2 separate regions of the Homo sapiens genome follow, and region 1 is linked to region 2. A link is a contact called in ENCODE Hi-C or POLR2A ChIA-PET data. All regions are on one chromosome and are shown on one strand. The core of a region is the stretch at or near the end of the contact, and the rest is flanking DNA. Distances in the headings are between cores, read along the strand shown.

What was found. Hi-C counts contacts between places; a loop is a spot of excess contacts on that map. ChIA-PET counts read pairs that join two places held with the same protein, here RNA polymerase II (POLR2A). Pooled maps may share reads with other maps.
Region 1: a pooled map shows a loop between it and region 2 (7-fold over the local background). The contact joins two enhancer-like sites. A Hi-C loop is called at or near these places in 4 of 50 pooled maps. POLR2A ChIA-PET finds 5 or more read pairs at or near these places in 2 of 52 experiments (HEK293T and activated CD4-positive, alpha-beta T cell).

The regions. Positions count from the first base shown.
Region 1 is chr2:25,814,808-25,817,799 of GRCh38, forward strand. All of the region lies in intron 3 of ASXL2 (ASXL transcriptional regulator 2), which reads right to left. Among named protein-coding and RNA genes, the nearest start is that of ASXL2, 62 kb to the right of the region's middle. RefSeq lists an enhancer at 2,823-2,992. Within about 2 kb of position 1,569, at least 2 of the 41 ENCODE cell types and tissues checked have a DNase peak (open chromatin) inside an H3K27ac peak, as active enhancers do.
Region 2 is chr2:25,556,552-25,559,924 of GRCh38, forward strand. All of the region lies in intron 8 of DTNB (dystrobrevin beta), which reads right to left. Among named protein-coding and RNA genes, the nearest start is that of DTNB, 120 kb to the right of the region's middle. RefSeq lists an enhancer at 1,621-2,316. Within about 2 kb of position 1,905, at least 5 of the 41 ENCODE cell types and tissues checked have a DNase peak (open chromatin) inside an H3K27ac peak, as active enhancers do.

The sequences.
Region 1 (2,992 bases), core at 319-2,818, 260 kb after region 2:
TTAATGAAAGGAGTCATCACTGCATGGTAAAGAGCCAGATTTAATGATTCATACCAATCTGAATACAGACCTGACTGTAGCCTGGGCAAGTCACTTTAAACACCCTTAATTTACTCATCTGCAAAATAGAGGTAATACTGCCTACTGTGTAACTCGATTGTACAGATCACAGATAATGTACATACCAAGTATATGTCACAGAGTCAAGATTCAGTAACTACAGCAGTTACTTTACCAACTTACTATCCTACCCTAGTCTGGCAGTGTTCCAGTGTTCCCCATCTCAAGTGATAGGAATCTCACCCTCACATACAACTATTCTCCACTCTGAAGCCAGAGTAACCTTTTAAATATAAATATGATCATACTACCTCCTGTCCAGCTTAAAATTCATCCATATCATAATGTTCTTAGTATAAAGTACAAAATTATCAAAATAATCTGACCTTGACCAAAATAATCTGACCTTGACCATTCTGCTACACACCCTCTCTGCCAGCCTACTCTACCTTTCTTTTCATTTGGTAATTTAAAATTCTTCTGACTACTTGGCCCAACACTTCTGCTTGCAATGATAACCCTCACCTCCTTTTCTCCTAGCAACCTCCAATTCAACTTTTCAGATTTTAGCCTTAATGTCTCTTGCTAAAATAAGCCACTTCTATGTTCTATAAATCCTATACTTCTCTGAAACACATATTTATAACTACATATACTGAAAGGAAAAAATCTGACTCAACTGTAAGCGAGCCAGACTCAGTGATGAGTGATTTTAATGTCTCTGAAAAGTAGAATCTTTCTTCTCTTCTACAATTCAACCCAAAATATCCAGCTCTAAGGCCTGTGAGCAGTCATCTTGCAATTATGATGGATGAGCCTACTGAGAATGGAACAAAATTGAAGGAAGCAGAGCTGAGATACTGATGAAACTGACTGGAGAACTTGGATAAAGTTTTGCCTGTTTTTTTCACTTGCATTAAATGATGAGATTCCTTCAATGTTTAAGCCAGTTTACATCGTGTTTCCTGTCATTTACAGCTGGAAGTATCTTAATAGATACAAAGCACCTACATAAAAGCAATCAAATTTACAGAGATAGGAAAGGGAAAAGAACAACAACACAGGAGAATATTCACAGGTAAACCACTCTCTTCTGTTAACGAGAAAAGATTACCCTTATGCATCAATAATGTATATTACATGATAATGTAAGAGGTAAGATGCTACCCAAATCTGTACAGACTAACCCCAAGTACTCAGATACTCAGAAACATCTAAATTTTTCCTAAATCTTGGCTGGGTGCGGTGGCTCACACCTGTAATCCCAGCACTTTGGAAGACCAAGGTGAGCTGATCACTTGAATCCAAGAGGCGGAGGTTTCAGTGAGCCACTGCACTCCAGCCTGTGCGACAAAGCGAGCCTCCATCTCAAAAAAAAAAAAAAAGTTAATATTTTCCTAAATCTTAAGCGTCAAGGATAAAGAAAGAATCAAACCAGGTTCCAGGCGTTAAAAGCCAAAGTGGCAGCTTGAATTAGTGTTTCCATTTCATCATTCACACCATCGTGTGACCTTGCAGTACGTTACAGTAAGTGAAATATATTTCCCTGCCACAATGATGTTCGTCTTGGCCACAAGGCTTGATTTGATCAATGAAATAAGAGACATGACGGAAGCAGAGGCTAAAATTTGCCTGTTTGGCTGACTCCTGTGATTGACATGAGAGCCAGATTCCAGCAGAAGGAGAGAACAATCCACAGCCTACAACAAAGTCTAGCTAACAATAACTAAGCCCCAGTTAACCTAAAGACATGAGGAAGAAAAAAAGTATTTGTTGTTATAAGCCACTGAAATTTTAAGATTATGCAGCAAAATATTGACCAATAAAGCAAGCACTATATAATGAAGGAAACATTTGCTTTCTTAGCAATACTCACTGCCAAAAGACAGCAAAAAAAGTTCTTAAGAGTATGAATGAAAAATTTTATATCTAGCCTAGATGGCATTCAAACAAAGAGGCAATAGAAAACATTCTTGGCTTGGTGTGGTGGCTCACGCCTGTAATCCCAACACTTTGGGAGGCCGAGGTTGGCGGATCACCTGAGGTCTGATGTTCGAGGCCAGCCTGGCCAACATGGTGAAACCCAGTCTCTACTAAAAATGCAAAAATTATCCAAGCATGGTGGTAGGCATCTGTAATCCCAGCTATTTGGGAGGCTAAGGCATGAGAATTGCTTGAACCCAGGAGACGGAGGTTGCAGTGAGCCAAGATTGCACTGCACTCCAGCCTGGTTGGCAGAGCAAGACTCTGTCTCAAAAAAAAAAATTCTTAAGCCCGCAAGAACTCAGGGAAAAGATCATCCATAAATGTAAAAATTCTAGCTGATGATGAAATCCAGCCAAAAAGAAATGCACCAAAGTAAACAAGGAATGGAGAAACTATTTTTTGGAAAAAAGTGGAATACATTTGCAATTAGGTAACATATAAGAAACGTAAATGTTTTCTACTTTTTTCAACTTTCATTTTTAAAATGACAATACACTTTCAGAATTTTTCTATTTTGTTTTTCCTCAACTTCAGAGATCATTTAGGAATTAATATTACCTCACAGTGAAGAAACTAAAGCCTAGTAACTTTCTTGGTCTCTTCAATTAAATGCAATAAACAATGGTTATTCCTACTTAAAAGTTTTTCAGGATATGTTCTTCAGTGTACATTTTTTTCACTGATTAATTTAATTTGGGTAGGGGGTTATCAGGCATCATTTCTACAAGAAATATTGAAGTAAATAGTCCGGAAATATACAAATAAACTATTAAAACAAGGAAACTTCTGAAAGACAATAGAGCTCTTTTTGAAAATCACTTTGTCACAGGGCATGCTATTAAAAACAAAACAAAAACTAGAACAGCAGGTAAGAGGGGAAATTGCATACAGATGGAAATGAAAGACTTTCACTTAAAAAGACACACTGAATAGCAAGGTACTTGTT
Region 2 (3,373 bases), core at 655-3,154:
AATTGGGATGCAAAGGCTGAAAATAAACTGAGGACTTACAATCTAATGAAATATATAGACAAATAAGCAGATTCTATGAAGATGATTATAACAGTGTGAAAAGTGCTTTAAAAGAGGTATTCAGTGTGATATAGCGGGCCATGAAGAGACACATCAAACCACTCGGAGAATCAGAAAAAGTAGTGATACCTGAGCTAATTAAAGGATATACAGAGGTTGGTAAGGGAAAGCTGGGAGGATGGGGAGAAGAGGAGATAAAGGAAACTAGAATCGCAGATTCAAAAACATAAAACTAAGAAAATATAGTGTATTAGGCAACTGCAAATAGTTTAACACTGTCATAGTGCTGCCTGTGAGTGGAAGACATAAATAAGAGTCTCAGACCAAAGACATAACTGTAAAAGCTTTCAAAACATTACTCTGTAAGAAAAAACTTTCATGTGTTATAAGTCATCTTTGTATTAGAAGTTGCTTCTCGAATACAGACAGCAGACAGTTCTCTGGCACTCAAATGCAGTAATGGGTTCCATGGCAGAACTGAAGTAGGAAGGAGTGTGACCAATATTTCAGGTTTAGGTAAACAAAAGTTCTAGTCAGCTAAAACCAAAAAAAGCAGAGCACACAAATACTATGGAAGTAGATCCACAGGCAGCCAGGATCCCAAGAAAGGCAGACTGGAGTTAGAGGGAGTATGAGAGTTGGAAGACTAAGAGGTCTTCCCATGTGCTTCTGTGTATGGTGGCACTCTCCAGGGCCTGGAACTGAGATGTCACTGAATGAATACCAGGACAGAAAGCTCGCTGCCCTGTTTAGACAGCCCATTGTATCGCTACACCGGACACATCACAGTTCCAAAGCTGTCACAAGTGCTACCACAGGTCAAAATAGGAGGAGAGCCAGCAGTCCACTGACATCACACATGGTACAGACACACTAAAAGCAGCAACAAAAGACTATCACAACTATTATTTAGCACTGCTCTAAAACAGTGTTTTCCAAAGTTTTCTCAAGATAAAAAATGTCCAGGGCCTTTGTTTAAAAAATAAAACAAAGCAGATTCCTCAGCCTCAACCCAGACCTACTAATATTCCCAAGGGTGAAGGCCTGGGACTTTGTATATTTAACAAACAGCCCAGGTGATTCTTTCCAGGGAATTCTGGGAAGCACTGCTTCCCCACAAATTAGAAGTTCTTACTAACACAAAGAGGTAAAAAATTGAGACAGGGGTAAAACTATCAGAAAGTGATTCAGTTGCTGCTTCCTACAGATGATGTAATTATCTACTTGGAAGTCCAAGAAAAGGAACTGAAAAATTATTAGAACCACATATTGACAGAAGAACCAGTGAGACTTCAAGACAGAAATGTCCATGAGATCTCTGAATGTAGGAGTCTTAACCTAAACAAGAAGAACGAGCTGGAACTAAGAACTGCAGAAATTTATTAGCGTCTGGGGTGGAGTGAGGGGCATGTAAAAGCCGGAACTGTGAGAAAACATTCAGAAAGAAGGTGTGCAAGAGAATGCCGGGGAGCACAGGATCTGGCTCATCAAAGGCGATCCAAAGGCTTAATGAGTAATTAACATGCACATTTCATAGCTAGACATTTCGTAGTCACTAAATGAAGATATACAACATATAACACACATGGATTAAATTTATTTAGAGAAAGAGTTCAACCCTAAATCTGTACCTGTAGATCTCAGAAAGCATGAGGTATTCAGGCAATAATCACTGATAAATTTGAGTTAATGCAGAAACAGATAAGCAATTCACACTACTGGGTCACAGAGAACACAGTGATCTTCCCACACATGGAAGCAGAAGATGCACTCTCCAGTGCAGCTCTGGTGGCCATCTGCAAGAACAAAAAAAAGATCTAAAGTTGACAAAAGGGCTGTGGCTAAGTGATGACTGCCACAGGAAATTGCTCATTTGAAGAACTGCTTGGTTTAAGCTAAGTCATACACTTCTTTGTAATGGAAAAACCTCCTTGTCATCGCTCTAAGAATAATCAGGCTACAGTTGAAAAAATGCCTTATTGTTTCATAAACTACACACCAATTCTTTATTTGATCGCATCCATCTTTTTAAACAGCTGGGTCCATTTTGAATGTTCTCGTTTTAAACTTAGCATTTTTGCAGCTGTAAGTGGTTTTATGAATAAATCGTGCATGCAAACAACACAGTAGAATTGGGCAACGTTCAGATGATTGAAAGGAGCAATATCTAAAACATCCCAAGCAACCTACTGAAAATGCGGATAAAGGTTATCAGGATATCCCAGACTATTCCCCCTAACCCTTGGGGGGCTCTAGAAAGTCCAGAATTTCAAAGGGAGGCCTCTGGTCAACGAAGCAGTCACTTTAGCTCTAAGTCAGCTGTCGAATGGGAGAGTTTCAGAGCACTTCTCCCCAGGCCTCCATAACACCATCAACAAGAGTAAAAAGATGAACCCAGAGCCCTGCATGTTCCTGGCAACCAACACCCTCTCAACTAACACATTGCCACAGTGCCATGATCTGCCTATCTGGGGTTAATTCCAGCACGACCTTTATATCAGGTTATACTTTTTAAAAATAAGAAATCCAAGACTCTCACCTGGTTTTTATTCCTGTGAGGCTCAGTACATCCCCTCACGCGACCCCAATCCTCAACTCTCAAAACCCTTCTCCTTGTCTTCATAGTCCAGCATCGGCAAAATCCCTCCTCTGTCCGAGGCTTACGCATCAACCTCTTCTCTGAATGTTGCTTTCACCTACGGCTCTAGGAGGAAACCTGGCATTCCCTGAAGGCTCAGCTTCCCTGCAGCCATTTCAAGTGGCAGCTGCTTTCTTTCTCACACCCCTCAAACAACTAGACCTCCAGGTGGAGGAGAAGTCCTCCTAGAACCACACTGCCACTCTCAGATCATTTTCCCTTTTCCTTAAAACTCCGATTTTGAATGTCGTATAATCAGACCAAAACCCAAGTTGTCCCTCCTTCGCGGAGTCCAACATTACTACTGTCATAATTCTTGTTGATTTCAACATTTACAGTTGATCTTTCCAATGCACTGATCGTAGTGGGATGAATGACGGCCCCCCAAAAGATATGTCCACATCCTAATCTCTGGAACCTGCATTACCTTATATGGCAGAAGAGTGAATATTACCTTCTATGACAAAATTAACTTAAGAATCTAGATGGGAGAGGAAGCATTTACCCTGGATTACCTGGTTGGGCCCAAAATGCAATCAAATGTATTTTCATATAAGACAGATACACAGAGGAGAAGAGACAGATGAGAAGAAGGCAATGTAACCCAGGAGGCAGAGACTGAAGTGACACAGCCACAAAGTCAAAGAACGCCAACTGCAGCTAGAAGCTGGAAGA